Regions from separate parts of the Mus musculus genome. Here region 2 is linked to region 1. A link is a loop called in an ENCODE intact Hi-C map of the cell type or tissue named here. Cell type or tissue: heart. All regions are shown on one strand. Each heading gives the region's core, and the rest is flanking DNA. Links, peaks and the distances in the headings are about the cores only.

What was found. Peaks named below come from ENCODE experiments on the same cell type or tissue, not always from the same donor. Only the 100,000 strongest peaks of a DNase experiment are listed, where the experiment ranks them.
Region 2: it touches region 1 in a loop (2.0-fold over the local background); 2 of 42 quality-filtered maps call a loop at or near these places.

What each region holds. Positions count from the first base shown.
Region 1 is chr2:102,026,649-102,034,978 of GRCm38, forward strand. The region is part of intron 4 of Ldlrad3 (low density lipoprotein receptor class A domain containing 3); the gene reads right to left. Among named protein-coding and RNA genes, the nearest start is that of Gm39888, 39 kb to the left of the region's middle. In heart, for the core only: a CTCF peak has its summit at 4,184 (motif pointing right); a DNase peak (open chromatin) is centred at 4,203; H3K27ac peaks cover 431 bases.
Region 2 is chr2:102,181,221-102,189,550 of GRCm38, forward strand. It overlaps Ldlrad3 (low density lipoprotein receptor class A domain containing 3), which reads right to left and starts at 5,240. Exons shown (of 6, transcript NM_178886.3): 1 at 5,060-5,240. The coding sequence starts at 5,105. In heart, for the core only: no CTCF peak of the experiment used is centred there; DNase peaks (open chromatin) are centred at 4,501 and 5,101; H3K4me3 peaks cover 2,020 bases; H3K27ac peaks cover 1,480 bases.

The sequences.
Region 1 (8,330 bases), core at 82-8,081:
AAGTCTCCATGATTTCCCCAAACGCTGCAACGGGAAAGGTGCCATGCCAGTGATGAATCCTGTAAGAATCAGATGGCGCCAGGGTGGAACTCAGAGGTACAACTTTCTATTTCTCCCAACTTGGAGGAGGAGGAGGAAGAAGAAGAAGAAGAAGAAGAAGAAGAAGAAGAAGAAGAAGAAGAAAGAGAGGTTGCCTCCCTGGGCTGAAGGGTCCAAGAAGGTGGGTGCTCAGAAAGCCCACAGTCCCACCTAACAGCATCTCCATGTCTTTCTGCATTTACAGAGGCAAGTGTGAGGAAGGGAAGATGACAAACTAAGACAGAAGGATGCAGAAAGCTGAGGGCTGGTCACAGGATTAATAAGCCAGGAGAAAATAGGGGACCAGAGGCAAGGGGAGATGGAGAAAAGGACCAACCCTCCCCTCATCTTTGACACCTCTTGGTGCTCAGCAGATAGTGCCTGTGGGAGCCCCGGAGAGTCCACACTATCCACTACCATATTGCCAAGTCTGACCTACTCTTCTCGATCCAGATCAAATGGCTGATTTTCAGCAAGACAGGAGGTTCCTGGGATTAGGTTCAGCACTTCTGTAACAGAACGAACCCAAGAGGGAATAGATGAGTCCATCCTTCACTCAGATCATTAGCAGATACCTCTACCTTCTGCTGGAAGCAAGGCTGGGCTCCTGCTTGCAAACACGCCTGGCTGCCTCCTCCATCACACGCTCAGAGAGCCCAGGAGAGCTTCCTGAGCAGAGCCCAGTATTCATTTCCTACAGCACACGGGGGAAGATAATATGCAAAACTCCCTCCAGAGCGGCATACCTGCAGATTAAGAAATCACTTCCCTCAGACATGCAAAGAGTGAGGACCCCCTGGAGTGAGAATCTAAGACTGAGCCAGGAAAAATCGCATGGTTTGGAGAGCTCCATCTTTACAGAAACTGATGAGCGGCTTGTTAATAGGTTGATGCACTTAGCAGCGCACCTGCTGCATGTTAAGGGGACTATCATTGATGCCTTACACATCTTAAATGGCAGTAACAAGGGCTGAGTAATACGTGCCATTCATTACCCAGGCTCACTGGAATTTCCTCACGGTTTCCATGGAATGCTGACTGTATCATTTTGCCTTGAAGGACATAATATGCACACTATTATAATTTTTATATTTTTTATTTTTGGTATGTGTGTATGGTTGTCCCCAAATGCCTGGTGTCCTGCTGTTACTACTGTTATTTTTGTTATTTATTTATTTATTTATTTATTTAATTTTTTTAGATTTTCTTCTTTAAATTTCATGACTATGGATGTTTTGTCTGTTAAGTATATGTATGTGCACCACATGTATACCTGATGCCTGAAGAGGTCAGAAGAGCACACTGGATCACCTGGGTCTGGAGTTACAGATGTTTGTGAGCCTCCATGTGGGTGATGGGAATTGAACTCGGTCCTTTATAAGAGCAACACATACTCCTAACTGCTGAGCCAACTCTCCAGCCCCATTCTCCTTGTTCTTAAATCAAAAAATATCCAGGTGTTAACTCTGACAGTAAAGTGCTTGTGCGGGCATGAAAAACTGAGTTGGATTCCTGGTAAGGTGGCACTTACATATAATCTCTATAGTGTGTGTGTGTGTGGGGGGGGGAGGTGTACAGGGGATAGACAGTGGGTGGGGAGGTGTACAGGGCATAGACAGTGGGGGGGGAGGTGTACAGGGGATAGACAGTGGGGGGGAGGTGTACAGGGCATAGACAGATGATTCTCAGGATTGCTGGCTTGTCAGTCCAGTGAAATTGCTGCACTCCAGCTACCAGTGAAACCCTGTATTGGAAAATGAGATGGAGCACGGTGTGCTGGTACATGCTTTCTAAAAAAAGATTTATTTATGTATTTTATGTACATGAATGTTCTGTCTTCAGACACACCAGAAGAGGGCATCAGATCCCATTACAGATGATTGTCAGCTATGTGGGTGCTGGGAACTGAACTCAGGACCTCTGGAAGAGCAGACACTATTTTTAACCACTGAGCCACCTCTCCAGCCGGCACATGCCTTTAATCCCAGCAGTCCAGGCAGGTGGATCTCTGTGCATTTGAAGGCAGCCTGGCATACATATCAAGCTCCAGGCTAGCCAAGCCTACATAGTAAAACCCTGTCTGAAAAAGCAAGCAAACAAAAACCAAACAACAACAACAAAAGAAAAAGGCTGTAGATGAGGAGGAAACAAGTCCAAGGCTGTCCTTGGCCTCCACACAAACACATGCACTTGCACATACACATGCACAGAAACACACAAGATAAAAATAAATTATCAAGGTCAATATGCATGTGGCTGTATGCACACACATATGCTTTCCATGAGTGCAAGGGAACTTGAAAGTGAAGAGGTGGTAAAGCCAAACGCCCTCCACTCTCAGTGTTGCTCACCAGAACCAATCCTGTCTACCGGAGTTGGACAATCCTACTTTCCAAAGGGGCAAATATAGGGGCACAACTCAGGGTGCCTGAGAGTTGTTACTGACATGGTGCTACTGTAACCACTGCCTGTCCATCCTCTCACAAAGAACACAAATCAGCACGCCAACAGAGCCATCTTGTTATCCTATAGGAACGGCTCTGAGGCTCTAGGGAGAAAGTCACTTGTCCAGGTCACAAAGCAGGGGAGCCAGGGACAGGGAGACCTGGCATCCCTGAGCTGCCATCTTCCCTCCATTCATACATCCTCTCCCAGCCTGTGTGTGATACAGGAACTCCAAACACAGGCACCAACAGCATGTCCCATAAGTGACATCTCTGTTCATGGGGAGGTGGGTACTGAGAGCTAAATATGACATACAACTGTGACAAAACTGCAGCTGCAGCAGGAAGCTCCAAGGATAAAGGACAGAAGGTGCAAACACCATCATCTGGACAGAATATTAACAGTGGGCTTGCAACTTGTGGTAAAATCCTTGACCATTCATTGCCTCTGTTCCCTGTAAAGTGGGGAATAAAAACATGTACTCTTTTGGACCATTGTGTGGATTAAATGCAAAGTATCCAGTACTTGGGCACATGACACTGTATAACAGACGAGCCATAATGAATAGTTAATTATTTTACTACTCCAAGGCTTAATGACAGTTCATTACAAGAACTGCATTGTCCTGTGAACATGATACTGTGCCTCTGCGCACACCCAGATGGTGGAGTCCTCTGGCATCTGGGCTGCATATCATTGATATGTGGCACAGCGTCTTCCTTCTACAGGCACAGTGAACACAACACCAAGGGATTAAATCAGGCACAGGAGAAAATGATGCATTCAAAAGGCATGGCACACACAGGCCGTATGAGGCTGCTGCTGCTGGCCCAACAACATCCTGCTCCACAATAAACTGTGTGAGGAGCAGGAATTCGCCCTGAAACAGAAGTAGAGCCAACACAGACAGAAGCCAGTAGCAGTTGTTTATTATTGTCACTGACTGGCACACTATTGCATGGTGCCACGTGTTTCTACACCTAACCCTGTCAACATCCTCACAAGCACGTGAACAATGCACCGTGCTGTGACATTGGGGTGGCTGTGTCTTCACTGTGGTGGCAAGACATTTTCAGTCACTTTCCAGCTGTTTCACAGCAAGGCTGCAATACGGAGTCAGTCTACATTGGCTGGGACACCATTTAGGGGCAATGGCAGTATCAGAGTAAGTGCCTGTCATCAAAAGCCATGCTCAGTCGATACACCCACACAAGCACCCCCACCCACCCCACACGCACACACACCCACGCACACAATTTTCTTTCTCACACAGAGACTGGTTACTAAGTCACATCTTTCAGAATAGAGAGTGGATTTGGCAGACAAGCCTCTTAATGTGACTTTCTTTATTTTCTATCTCCAGCTCTTTTATAAATAGGTTTGCCAAATTGATGCTTAATAGCTTAATATCGGGTTCATATTAATCTCACCCTGTCTGAGCTTCAAAGGGACAAACTGTTCTGACTGTTAATGAAACACAATTTTAGTTGCAAATTTCCCTGGGATCAGAGCTGGGGAAAGAAAAAAAAAATCCAAATGATCTAAAAAGACAAACATCTCCCTGGTGCGCTTTTCAAGCCACTGGGATTTTATGCAGCCTCCTCCCAGAGCCAGGGAAATCCAGCTGCCTCGGGAGCCGCTAGATTAAGGCCCCCAAGGACACTAGATGGCGCAAGAACATGCTCCAAACCATGCAGATGTGCCTGCCTCCCTTCACCCACCCTGCTCCAGGCCCAGGTGGGTTCACTGAGACAAGATTTGTGGTACAAACCATGCAGCCTCCGTAAACACTCCAGATTCTACAGCCCAGAGACAGTTGTTTTCATTTTCTGTTCTGACCTGACACACATCTGGGCATTCTCTTCTGGATTCAAAATGTGAGTAAGCCAGTGGAGTCGGTATTCTGCACTGGTGAGCTGCACCTCAAAACCAAGGAAGGCCAGGTGTGATGGTGCACGCCTTTAATCCCAACACTTGGGAGGCAGAGGCAGGCGGATCTCTGAGTTCGAGGCCAGCCTGGTCTATAAAGTGAGTTCTAGGACAGCCAAGGCTACAGAGAGAAACCCTGTCTCAAAACAAACAAACAAACAAACCACGGAAGATGGAAGATTCCGTGTGCTGTGTATTATACCACAGTCCTTTAAAAAGGGCAGATTGTCCCCAGTAATAGCAATACTATTTCACTCAGAAAAGCTAAGCATAAAAAAACTTGGTGCTGTTTCTTGGTTTGGTATATTGTCCTTTGGCCCCAAAGTAACCAATGTATTTATTTACTTTATGACTGGTTAATTTCAGGACCCAACTACTGTCATTCATGATACAACTTCTTCCCTTACAGAGAAATACCAATCCTGCCCTATCTGAGAAGGCCAGAGGCGGGAGGACATTACAGAGGAAAAGCGTCCCCAACCCCCATGGCCAAAACTTGCTTGCAAGCTGCCTCTCATTTCACTGTAATTCCTTGTGTAAAATGCAAGCATCCCTCATCCAAGCACTGTAACAGGCACAGCCTCCCATCCATGTGCACTGAGATCCACTGGGCCCACTTGTGGTGGGACAAAGTCAGACAAGAGCATCCTGAGAGAAGCCAGGGCTGATGGAGCACAGGTAGAAGTTTCTGTCTAGTCAACGGGGTGGATGATCTGGGATGCTGGAGTCTTGACACTGGAAGAACAGGAGATCAAGTGCTTTGATTAAAATTCAGAGAACAATGCATTTCAGACTCCAGAGCTGACAGTCCCCAGGAGTGGTGCAATGATACCACAGCATAGCGTAGCCACAGAAGCTCCTAATCAGCAGCAGTGAGAGGCACAGGGGGTGAGTCACAAGAAGCACCACTCAGGGTGCTGTCTTAATTGGGGTTTTACTGCTGTGAACAGACACCATGACCAAGGCAACTCTTATAAGAACAACATTTAATCGGGCCTGGCTCACAGGTTGAGAGGTTCAGTCCATTATCATCAAGATGAGACCTTCCAGGCAGGCGTGGCGCAGGAGGAACTGAGAGTTCTATATCTTCATCTGGAGACTGCTAGCAGAACACTGACTTTCAGGCAGCTAGGGTGAGGGTCTTAAGCCCACGCCCACAGTGACACACCTACTTCAACAAGGCCATACCTATTCCAACAGGACCACACTTTCTAATAGGGCCACTCCCTGGGCCAAGCATATGCAAACGATCACAGGTGCCTAGCATGGTCTAAGCACTCAGACTTTCGGTAGAGGGCAATGAGCAGTAACAGAGTGGTAGAGGGGGCTGGAGAGAAACCTCAGCTCCAACTCAGGCTTACAGAAAGGCCTTGCAGGCTTGTGGTGAGACCAAAACAGCTCACCAGAGCCCTGTAATGCCTTCTGGTCTCACCTGGCTCAGGCGCATCTGCTTCTTCCTTCCAAATGTCTTCTGGGCCACTCCTGACCTCCCAGTACCCTAGAGATGTAGGTCAGGATCGTACGCTGTATCTAGGACCAGCCCCCACCTGACCCAGGTGGGCACTACAGGCAGGCATCCCCACACTTCCTCTCTTCCAATGGGGGTTCCCTCACCTTGCTGTTCCCTCTACCTAGCAGCCGCTTCCCTCTTCACAGACTCCTGCCCACCTCCAGATTGAAACTGCAAACCTCTGCTTAGAGGACTCCACTCTTATCCTATTGTGCCCTACACTTTTCCTTACACGACTCACATGCTTGTGATTGCCATTTGCCGCCTGTCTCCATGCTCTGCAGTGAGCTAAATGAACATAGTACGTGGGCTTGCAGGAAGCCGAGCCATGGTTATCCTATCAACCAATGTGGGTGGAGGCTGGGAAAGGAAACATCTTTTGGCAGAAAGTGGTCCTAAAACAGTTCACCAAGCAAAGACCCAAAGGAGGCGAGAAGACTGTGGGGTGGGGCAAGGGTGGTACAAAAGTCCCTGCCACCACAAAGTACCTCCTTTCACAGCCTCCAACTGCCTCACTGTGACGGAAATATGGCAGAACTCTGTGCCTCAGCTGCTGTCCTGGCAAAGTGCCCAACCTCAGCTTACACCCACCTGCAGGGGGTGGCAGAGCTTATAGAACTTGGGATGGGAACTGAGAAAAGGGAATTATCTACAGGCTCTAAGCCCAGAAAGCCCCGTGGACCTGTGGCAAGCCTGGCTGGATGTAGGCTCATGTCCGCAGGATGGCTGGAGACCCTTCCTGGCTGGGTTGGCTCATGTCTGCAGCACGGTTGGGGACCCTTCCTGGCTCCTTGTTATTTTCATTCTGGCCTGAGACACAGGATGCTGGATGTGAAGATGAAGGCTGTATTGACAGGAAATTCCAGACCTCATACCTCTGGCCTTCTTAGAAGCAGCGAGACACCAGCTCCTGTTCATAGTAGCCTTAGCCACCACCCCTGCAAGTCAGACTCCCTGGCTTTGACATAGTCAAGAGGGACAGGCGAATAGAAGGCCTCCAGAATTGTACAGTGCACCTTTGAACTTAACCTCTCCCCCATGGTGACCAGGGCATCTGAAGACAGGGCTCCCTCCCCCATCCTTCCCTCTCTCTCCCTCCAAAGCAGACTGCTAGGTCTTATCACCTCTCCTGTGCGAAATCTCAAATCTGCCTGTTTTGCTCCACAGGACTTGGCATTTGCCCTCCGTGTCCTTCATTTGGTTATAAAAGTGGAGGCCCAGCATGGTCTCTCAGGGCCAACCTTGGCCTCTGCCTACTACTGCCCATCACACCTGAAGCTGCTCTTTGTGTAAGTCTGACCACACGTGTCTGCTATGTGTTGCTGCTGCTGCTCTTAGGATGTAATGATTTCTGTGACATCACAACCCCCCAGGCCCTAGCCGAGCATCTGTGCACGGTGACTTAGGAATCTGCATTTGTCAAGCACCTGGCACAGAGCAAGGCCGAGCAAGGCAGTGCTAACTGTGTAAGATGGACCAGTGTTCTCGGGGGAGGCAGAGGAGGCTGCACTTACAGGGCTGAGCCCTATGGGGTGGGTGTTGATACAAGTGCTGATTAACTGTTTGCCTAGATACTGTATCACAAACAAACAGGAAATTAATTCTCCATCTTTCAATTCCCTTTCTGAGTTTAATTGCAAGCCATATAATTGGTCTCAATTTCCTTTAAATAAAAAGCCTTCTGCTATCAATATGTAACAGCAAGGAACTCCAGCTCTCTGCTACCTCGGATACTTCTCCTTCCTCCAACACATGGGGAAACAGCTGGACACATTCTGATATATTTTTGAAGGGCACTAAAACACCCCACCCAGACCTTCGAGGTAGCAAAAGCAAGGCAAGTGTGTGCTTTAGACACCTGCAGGCAGATGTAAAATGTAAGCGTGACAGGCAAGTGCGTCCAAGCATGGGCTTTGGAATGAGCGTGAATGTGTGACAAGCTGTGTGATCTTGGGCAGGGTGTGACCCTTCTGAACCTAAGCACCCCAATGTGTAAAGAGAAGGCAAGTTATATGGACGGCTATGAGTCAGACAAGGCGCAAGTGGGCGACCTAATTAAGAAGCCAGCGTGGTGACTCAGATGTGGTTAGAAGTCGAGGCACCGTCACCAATTTATTATCTCAATGCTGCTGTTGCTACTGCTACTTCTGATGTGAGGCCATAGAGCACGTCCGAAGCCTAAGCATCTCCAGGCAAACGGGGACGTGGCCTGAGTTTATGGCATAATAAGGCATCTAAGGCATCTGGCCTTATGCTTTTTCTTTTCTTTCTTTTTTTTTTTTTTTTTTTTTTTGGTTTTTTGAAACAGGGTTTCTCTGTATAGCCCTGGCTGGCTGTCCTGAAACTCACTTTGTAGACCAAGCTGGTC
Region 2 (8,330 bases), core at 208-8,207, 150 kb after region 1:
AATGGGTAGCTGCATGCTTGAGAAACCAGAGCTCCTCAGTAGAGAAGGCTTTCAAAGAGGACATGGATAAGACAAATGTGCCTGGACGGAAGCCCCGCATTCCCTTTTGGGAACCTACTTTCTTCATCCTGCAGATTCAAGCATCAAAGGAGGCAGGAGTTCACCAGTTATATGGCTCATCTGAGGAGAAGAGGAAGGAAAAGACCTCAAGGAAGTCTGGAGACCAAAGAAAAGGACGGCTGTGGGGGAAGAGTCTTAAAGGAACTTCAGTGTATAAAGCCACACAGAATGGAACTCTAAAGGGACTTTAAAGTATACAGCAAAAACTTCAGGAAACCACCTAGCCATGAGCATAGATAATTTCCCAGCAATATGCAGAACTGTCCCAAGTTGTACAGGCTTTTGATACTGGAGAAGGACTCATGGAGAGGGAAGGAAGCTGAGAACCACAGCTCTATGGAGTGGAGGGAGGGGACTTTCAGTTTAAGATTTCAACATTTCTCAAGACAAAAAAACCAGGCAAGACGCTCTCCTTCAGCCTGCAGGCTCTGAGCACAGGAACAGCCCAAGCTTAACACTCATGGAGCCAGGTAGCTTTTGGTGTCAACTACCGCCTCTCTGTGACCAGCTTTACTGGCAGATGTCTCTCCCGGGGAGCTGAAGCTGCAATCAAAAGTTCCAAGTGTTTTTCCTACAGCATGAGGGGAAAGTGAGAGGGAAGAGGTCCGCACCAAGGACGTGTTAGTTAAGGGTGTATTTTTACATCTTTGAACTTGGGTGGATTCAGATGCCTAGAGGCAAGTAGGATGAAGTAGAATGTAATCCAGCAAAGATCTTTAGGGTGGGCAGGAACAATGCTCAACAGGAAGAGCTGGAAGGCTGGCACCCAGCTAACTACACGGGAGCGTTTCAAGTTGGTAGGAACCAGAGAGATGACCGATTATTACCATACATGGGGCAGTCTATACAACAAACGACTAATTCACTCTAAAATGTCAGTGGCTCTAAAGGCCAAGAAACCCTAGACTAGACTAACCTCACTCCTGGAAGCAGCAATGGGAACCTGCACAGTCCTAATTTTCTTCAATGAGCAGTTACAGCAACTCTAGAGTCTTCTCATTCTGGTGAGCAATATTAAACACCTAGCAAATGATATGACCAGCAAATGTTGCAATTTCAAAGTACATGGGCCACCCTCCCAGCAAAAAGAATAGAGAATTCTCTCCTTAGCAGCCGAGAGAGTAGATTATTCACAGTCATTCCAATGCAAGAAAGGTGCAGCCTTTAAAACACTTTGTTGGTCACTGGGTAGAAGACATCTCAAAGAAAGAGAGGAAAGATAAAGGAAGGAAGGAAGGAAGGAAGGAAGGAAGGAAGGAAGGAAGGAAGGAAGGAAGGGAGGGAGGGAGGGAGGGAGGGAGGGAGGGAACTCAACAGCCATAAGCATATTTGTCCCTGAAAGTATCCCATAATTAATACAACTCCAACCCTCTAAGATGTGTACATAGCACATCTTCTCATTTACATTTATACAAAATGATAAACATATAAGAAAAGTTAGAAACACAAATATAAAGCCCGACCAGTAAGCACCCTAAGGTTGGTACTACTGAGATCAGCAGTAGTGTCTGGCCTAGAGTGTCTTCTTGTCAAGATTCTCACCTTCATGCATGGGAGAGGTGAGGTTACTGAGACTACCCTACATCTCCACATAAAGACTGAGATTTATTGGAACTATTCTCCATGAACACTTGTGAGCTCTTCAGGGACCACTGAGTTCTGGGTGTTATCCATAAAATGAACAGATTTGAAGAAGTAAACGGCGGCCATGGGCAAACTCTGCGGTGGTTGTTTTAAAATCACAAAAGTCTCTGGCAGAACAGACCCGGTAGCAATTTCCATCAAGCCGGTATTAGCAAGAGAAGCCAGGAAAGGGTTCTGAGAAAAGCCTGGGTTAGAATCTAGGTTCCATTGACACCACGGTGCCCTGGAGAGCCATCAGTCTCTTGGGAACCACGGAATGACATGCTGCCTGCTCCTTGCTACCTGAGCTCTGGAAAAAGTGGAGAAGGTCAGCTGTTTTCAGTGGCAAGATGGACATCTCAAGTAGTGACTTGGGTCACACATCCTGGAGTCCCCTAACCTCCCTATGCAAAAGGACAAGGCTTTTTTATACAGTATCATCAAATCGCATAATTTCCTGATCCAAAATTCTCAACTGTTTCAGAACTGTTGGACTTAAGAATGCCCCACTTAGCCACGGGCACTTCCCTAGCTAGAGTGAAGCCCTCCTTTATTCCCAACATCACAGGAATAGGGTGGGTGGGTCCTGTAATCTCAGTACTTGAGCAAGTTTCAGGAAGATAGCCTCAACTACATATCTAGCTCAAGGATAATAGTTAGAGGCCAGCCTGGGTTACAGAAACTCTTCATCAATAAACCAAAACAGAAACAGCAACAGCCAAACAGCGGTGGCAACACACAAGCCCACTACTAACTTAACCCTGCATAGGGTAGGGTTTAAGACCAGGAATTAACCAACTTGCCATCTACCATTCAAATCTCCATCTGCTTCCTCCTCCACAGAAATTAAATGCTCGATCTAGTGGGCTATCAGGAAAACCAAAAACCAAAACAAAAGCCACCTCACACCCCAGGAGGGAGCCCCAAAGACAATCCTTTGAAGATGAAAAGGAACAAGGTGTGTTTATTTGTACTTCTGAGCAGTCTCATCTACCCCGTTGGGTGGGGCTAGGCTAGGCTAGGCTAGGCTAGACTACTTGCAACTACTCAACTAGTTAAAAAAAAATAAACAAAACCCACCCACAGCTCAGGCCGAGAAGCAGATTCTTCAAGAAGAAAGGTTAATAGGCACACTGCTTCTAGTAGGAGGAAGGGAAACCAAGCCTCTTCCCTGAGATGTTCAGGGGTCTTACCAAAAGCTAGCCAGAGAAGGAGAGGATGCAGCAACCAACCACTCATTTTCACACCCGCTTTAGAATTATCTAAAGACTCACACACTTAAGCCCACCACGTGCAGCATCCAGGTGCCAGAAAATGGGGCATCAGACAACGTGATGTAACTCTGAAGTGATCTGCGCTGCCAGACAGGATACATGAGAAAATAGTAACAGCCACAATCTTAAAGGCCCAAGTCTTGGACTTAATACTCAACTCAGAGCCCAGGTTTCCTCTACAGGAAACCTTCCAAAGTCCTGGGCTCTACAACCTCTCTGGTATTAGCAACTTCTCAGGGAAGGATTGAGGACTAGGAAGGGAGATGTTGGCTCAACAACCAACCCTTGTTTCCTACAACACTTGGTTCAAGACATAGTTCACACTTAAAAGATGATCCTTAGTGTAACAGGGAAAGGCTTCAAGCCACCTAAAGGTCCTAAAGCAAGTTCAGTAATCCAAAGCCACAGCTAACTTCAGCCAAGGAACACTGGCGGTCCCTCCCCTACCCCAACTATGGCTCACGGTGACTACTGCACTTCCTTGCTCTATGGTATACGTCCACAGGCATATTAAATAACCATTGCTGAAAGGGAGAAACATATAATTTTTTGTGAACTCAACTCATGCGACCCAGTACAACAAGAAGATGTGATAATTAGTGTCCACTGGTCCTAAGCAGAGAACACACAGAGGAGCCAGCTGGGGTGTTACCAAGGGACATGCCATTGCTATGTGAATTAAATGTGTGAATCCGGGCAGATCTTCATGTCTGAGATGCCCTGGAACTGAGCCTGCTCTAACAACCTCCAAATAACTTGCACCTGCTTATAGCTGCCTAATTCACTTTGCCCTCCCTTCCTTCTCCACAACCCCCTCCCCCCAATCCCCATAACTCCAGACAAACAGAACACAAACCCTCAGTCTTGGTTTTAAAAAAAACCTACAGCAGCCACAGGAGCCTAACCCCTCACTGGAAACTGAGCAAGCCCACAAGACATTTAAATGGAGTCTCAGAGGAGTGGGGATGATGGGGGAGGGGGAGGTCCCGCTGGCCAGTCATTTGAGAGGATGCACAGGACTTGCAACTTCTAGGAAGGGAGGGTTGCTGGACATCTGCAAGGGGTAGCTCAGAAAGGTTTTGACTTCCCTCACAACAAACACAACGCAGCAGCCAAGTTTTCTGGAAGTATTTGGAAAAATCCGACATAAATTAGACGTGTGAATGATACGGCCACAGAGCATGAAATCTTCAGTAAAGAAAGTTCTGTGAGCATCAGCTGCCCAGAAATAAGCATCAGGGGCCAAGGGCGGGCAGAGCTGTGGAGGGGCTGCTGACAGCTGTGGCCAGCGGGCAGAGGCAGAGGGGAAGGGCTCCAAGCTGGAATTCGGAGCGTGCCCACATCAGCAGAAAAGTTCCTGGGAACAGCACTCTGTCTGGGAGGGACCCTGCGGGTCTCAGGATGCACGCGCTCTGAGATGCAGGGACCAACGGCCGTTAGAGGAAGCCCCGGTCCTCTTTTCCTTCCCTGCTCCCTGAAGGTTAAGGCATCTTCGACAGACGACAGAAGTAAAAGATCTGCTCCCAGGATGAACGAATGATTTCCATGTCCATTCCCTACTGCATCTCGCTATTCCCAAACCAGACACGGTCCAGGGAAGAAGAGAAAGGAAGCTGGGATGCAGATGCGGGGAGAGCGTAGATGGGAAACTGAGGCAGAAAAGTGTATGTTAAAGGCTGAGGGAATCCGGGAAGACCCGAAATCAAGAGTGGAGTCCTCTCCTTTCCCTCCTCGGTTCCCAGCACACAGAGCCACACTCGAACTACGCCCAATCCGGGCGGCCGCCCGGCTCTAGGGAGCCGGCGCCGCACAAAGCTCCGCCCGCGCACACACACGACAACAGCACCCGGTGCGCCGGCCCACACAATAGCGCGGCGCGCGCCCCGCCGCGGCCCCTCGCGGGGTCCCGGCCAGCCCGGCGCCGAGGTCCGCCCTTCGCGCACACCCACGCCCGCAGCCCAGGCCCGCGCGCGGAGCAGGGACGATCGAGGCAGCCCCCGCGCCCGGCGCTCGGTGAAGCGCGTCACGCGCCCCCCACTCACCCGCAGTGCTGCTCAGCAGCAGGCACAGCGGCCCCAGCAGCCACATGGCGCGGCCGCCGCTCCGCTGCCCAGCGACGTTGCTGCCCCGCGGCCTCGGTCAGACCCCGCCTCTCGGCGCCGGCCACGCCCTCTCGCCGGCCCAGCCACGCCCCCGCCCTCCCAGGCCAGAGAGCTCAGCCAAGTTCTGCACGCTCACAGTTGAATGTGGCCGCCTGAGCTCTCCTCCACGGTCCAGGTTACAAAGGTCCGGCGGATCCAGTTTTTGCTGCCTCAGGGGTCAAATTGCGAGGAATTCTTAACTGCCCCGGCTCTTCTCTCGGCCGGTTTCCCTTTCTTCCTGCATCCTGCGGGGATGAGAGAGTCACCATCTCCCCAGAGCCTAGATGGAAGAAAAAAGTTTGAAGAACCGGTTCTTAGGAGAAAACTTTTTTTCATTGTTGACAGTGAAATACGACCGTTGCTTCTCAAACTCCAAAATGTATCAGGCAGGCTTGGCGACCCCGTTATAAAGCTCACTTCCACTCAACAGGTCTGCATTTCTAATAAACTGGGGGGGGTGATTCTCAGGATGGTAGTTCCTGGAGCCACTGGAGGAGCAGAGAAGACATTTCATCCTGAGATCTAAGAACACTGAGGAGAGTTTTAAATCCCCAAAACTTTATGCATTTTCCATTGTTTGGGCATTATACACTGTTTTTTAAGGAAAGCCTATTATCATGGAGCTGAGGAAATGACTTAGCAGTTGAGAGCAATTGACCTTCTCTGGTTAGACCTTCAAATGAGCCCCCAGCCCCAGAGGAAGCCATGATTGCCTTAAGTCCATGTGCTCCTCTAAGCTGCATCTAGGTTACTAACCAAAAGACTGAGTGCATTCACTGGGTTATTGCTTTCACCAAAAAGTCTTTTGTTACAAGGCGATAACATTACTATTCATGGCATTACAGCAAACACTGACCAGAACAGCTGAATCTCACTTAGCATCCTCCAGAAAGCTGCAGGAGGATGGCACTAGTCTGCTTCAGGCATGGCACTCTCATGGTCACACTTTACCTTTACAACAACCTCTGAAGACAGACAGTAATGTTTCTGTGACACAAATGAAGTCTCTGAGGCTCAAAAAAAAGAAAAAAAAAAAAAGAAAAGAAAGGAAGGAAGGAAGGGAAAACATTCTCAACAGCCACACATCGTTACTTACCACCGTGAACAAGCCCAGTTCAGAAGACCATAAGACACAGAACTTATCTGCAGCTTCAAAGATGATGTGGCCACTGGATCTGAGCTATGATCATGGAAATGCTCAATAAACAAAAGTTAATTTCAGCGTTTAATACAATTCTACTCCCAGGAAAAGATTTCTGGGTTGCAGCTCCCACTCCCCAAAGCCACTGAGCCTGAGAGTTTTCCCTGCTGGAAATTAAAGTCATTCTTTAGCTGTTGCTGAGTGTGTGTGTGTGTGTGTGTGTGTGTGGTGCATGCATGTGGGTATGTGAGCGTAGTGTGGTGTGCGAGTGTATGTGTGTGAGTGTGTGTGTAAGTATGTGTGTGTGAGAGAATGTGTGTAAGCATGTGTGTATTGTGAGAGAGAGAGAGAGTGTGTGTGCATGTGTGTGTGGAGAGAGAGTGAGAAAACACATGTGTTTAAATTGTCAAGCTAACACTGCTGGGAAATGACTTCTTGTAATTCACATTTAATGTAGTCATAGGATTTCAGGAGAGAAATTGTCTTATGTCTGTTAACAAATATTTTGCACTATCCAAAATGATAGAAATTTTACCTTCCACTTTTTAAAAAATTATATATTTATATATATATATATACATACATACATGTGTATATATATTGTATTATATCTATATATGTGCGTGTATGTATATATATGTATATATGTATATATATATCTTCAGACACACCAGAAGAGGGCATCAGATCCCATTACAGATGATAGGGAGCCACATGTGGTTGCTGGGAACTGATCTCAGGACCTCTGAAAGAGCAGTCAGTGCTCTTATCTGATGAGCCATCTCTCCACCCCAGCCCCTTACCCTTCCCTTTGTATGACTCGAAATTTGTTATTTATTTTATATTGCTCCTTGAATGAAGTTGTATGTCCCCTTAACAATGTAATTTCTCACACCTGTGGCCAGTCCTGAAACCAAAGAACAAGTACAGGAGTAGGGGCAGTAACCTGCAGTTTATCAAGAGAATAACCCCTTGCACAGTTTTGTCATAGATATATTTCTACTTTTTCTTTCCTTAGGAGTTTAGGGATTCATTATGAGTGCAGGGTATAGTAAAGGTTTCTATTGCTGGGTTAAATCTCATGACGAAAAGCAGCTTAGGGAGGGAAAGATTTACTTCCGTTTGGTCATCTTGATCACAGCCCATCATGAAGGGGCAGGAGCTGAAGCAGAGGCCTTGGTGGATCTCTGCTCGTGCTTGCCTCCTCCTCGTGGCTTGCTCAGAGCTTCTTTACAGCTCAGGACCACTTGCCTGGAAGTGGCATGCCACACACCCACACCTCACAGCATCGACTACCCACATCAAGTAATCAAAAGCAAAATGGCACTACAGACTTGCCTACAGCAATCTGAAGGAGGCATTCTCTCAACAGAGAGTCCCTCTTCCAAATGACTCTTGCTTGTGTCTAGTTGACATAAAACTAACCAATAGTGTATATCCCACCCATCAGCAATGGACAAGAGAGCATTGTCTTTGAACTTTACAGACCTCCAGTGTAGAATATGGTACCCTTAAGCTAAGCTTCATTTGATTGCAATAAGCACTTGTATTGTGGTTACTCTGAATGGCTGGCGCTTTAAACATAATATGCAAAGTAGATTTTAAAGACTGAGTACCAAAAAGAACAGGAAAAGGCAATAATTTTACTTTGATCACATGGTAAAATTTAATATTAAAACATATAGGCCTTTCATCACTTTATTTAAATGCAGCTAAGTTGACAAGACGGCTCAGCTGATAAAGGCACTGGCTGCCAAGCATCATGACCTAACTTCAGTCCCCAAGCCCCTCCTGGTAAAAGGAGAGAACTAGCTCTGTGGGTTGTTCCCTGATCTCACGTGTGGAATGTGGTGTGCGTGTGCTTGCGTGTGTGTGTGCGTGCGTGCGTGTGTGTGCGTGTGTGTTTGTGTGCATATGCATGTGTGTGTGCATGTGTGTGTGTGTGTGTTTGTGTGCATATGCATGTATGTGTGCTGTGTGTGTACATACATAATGTTTTAAAAGTGTAACTACTAGAAAACTTTAAATCTC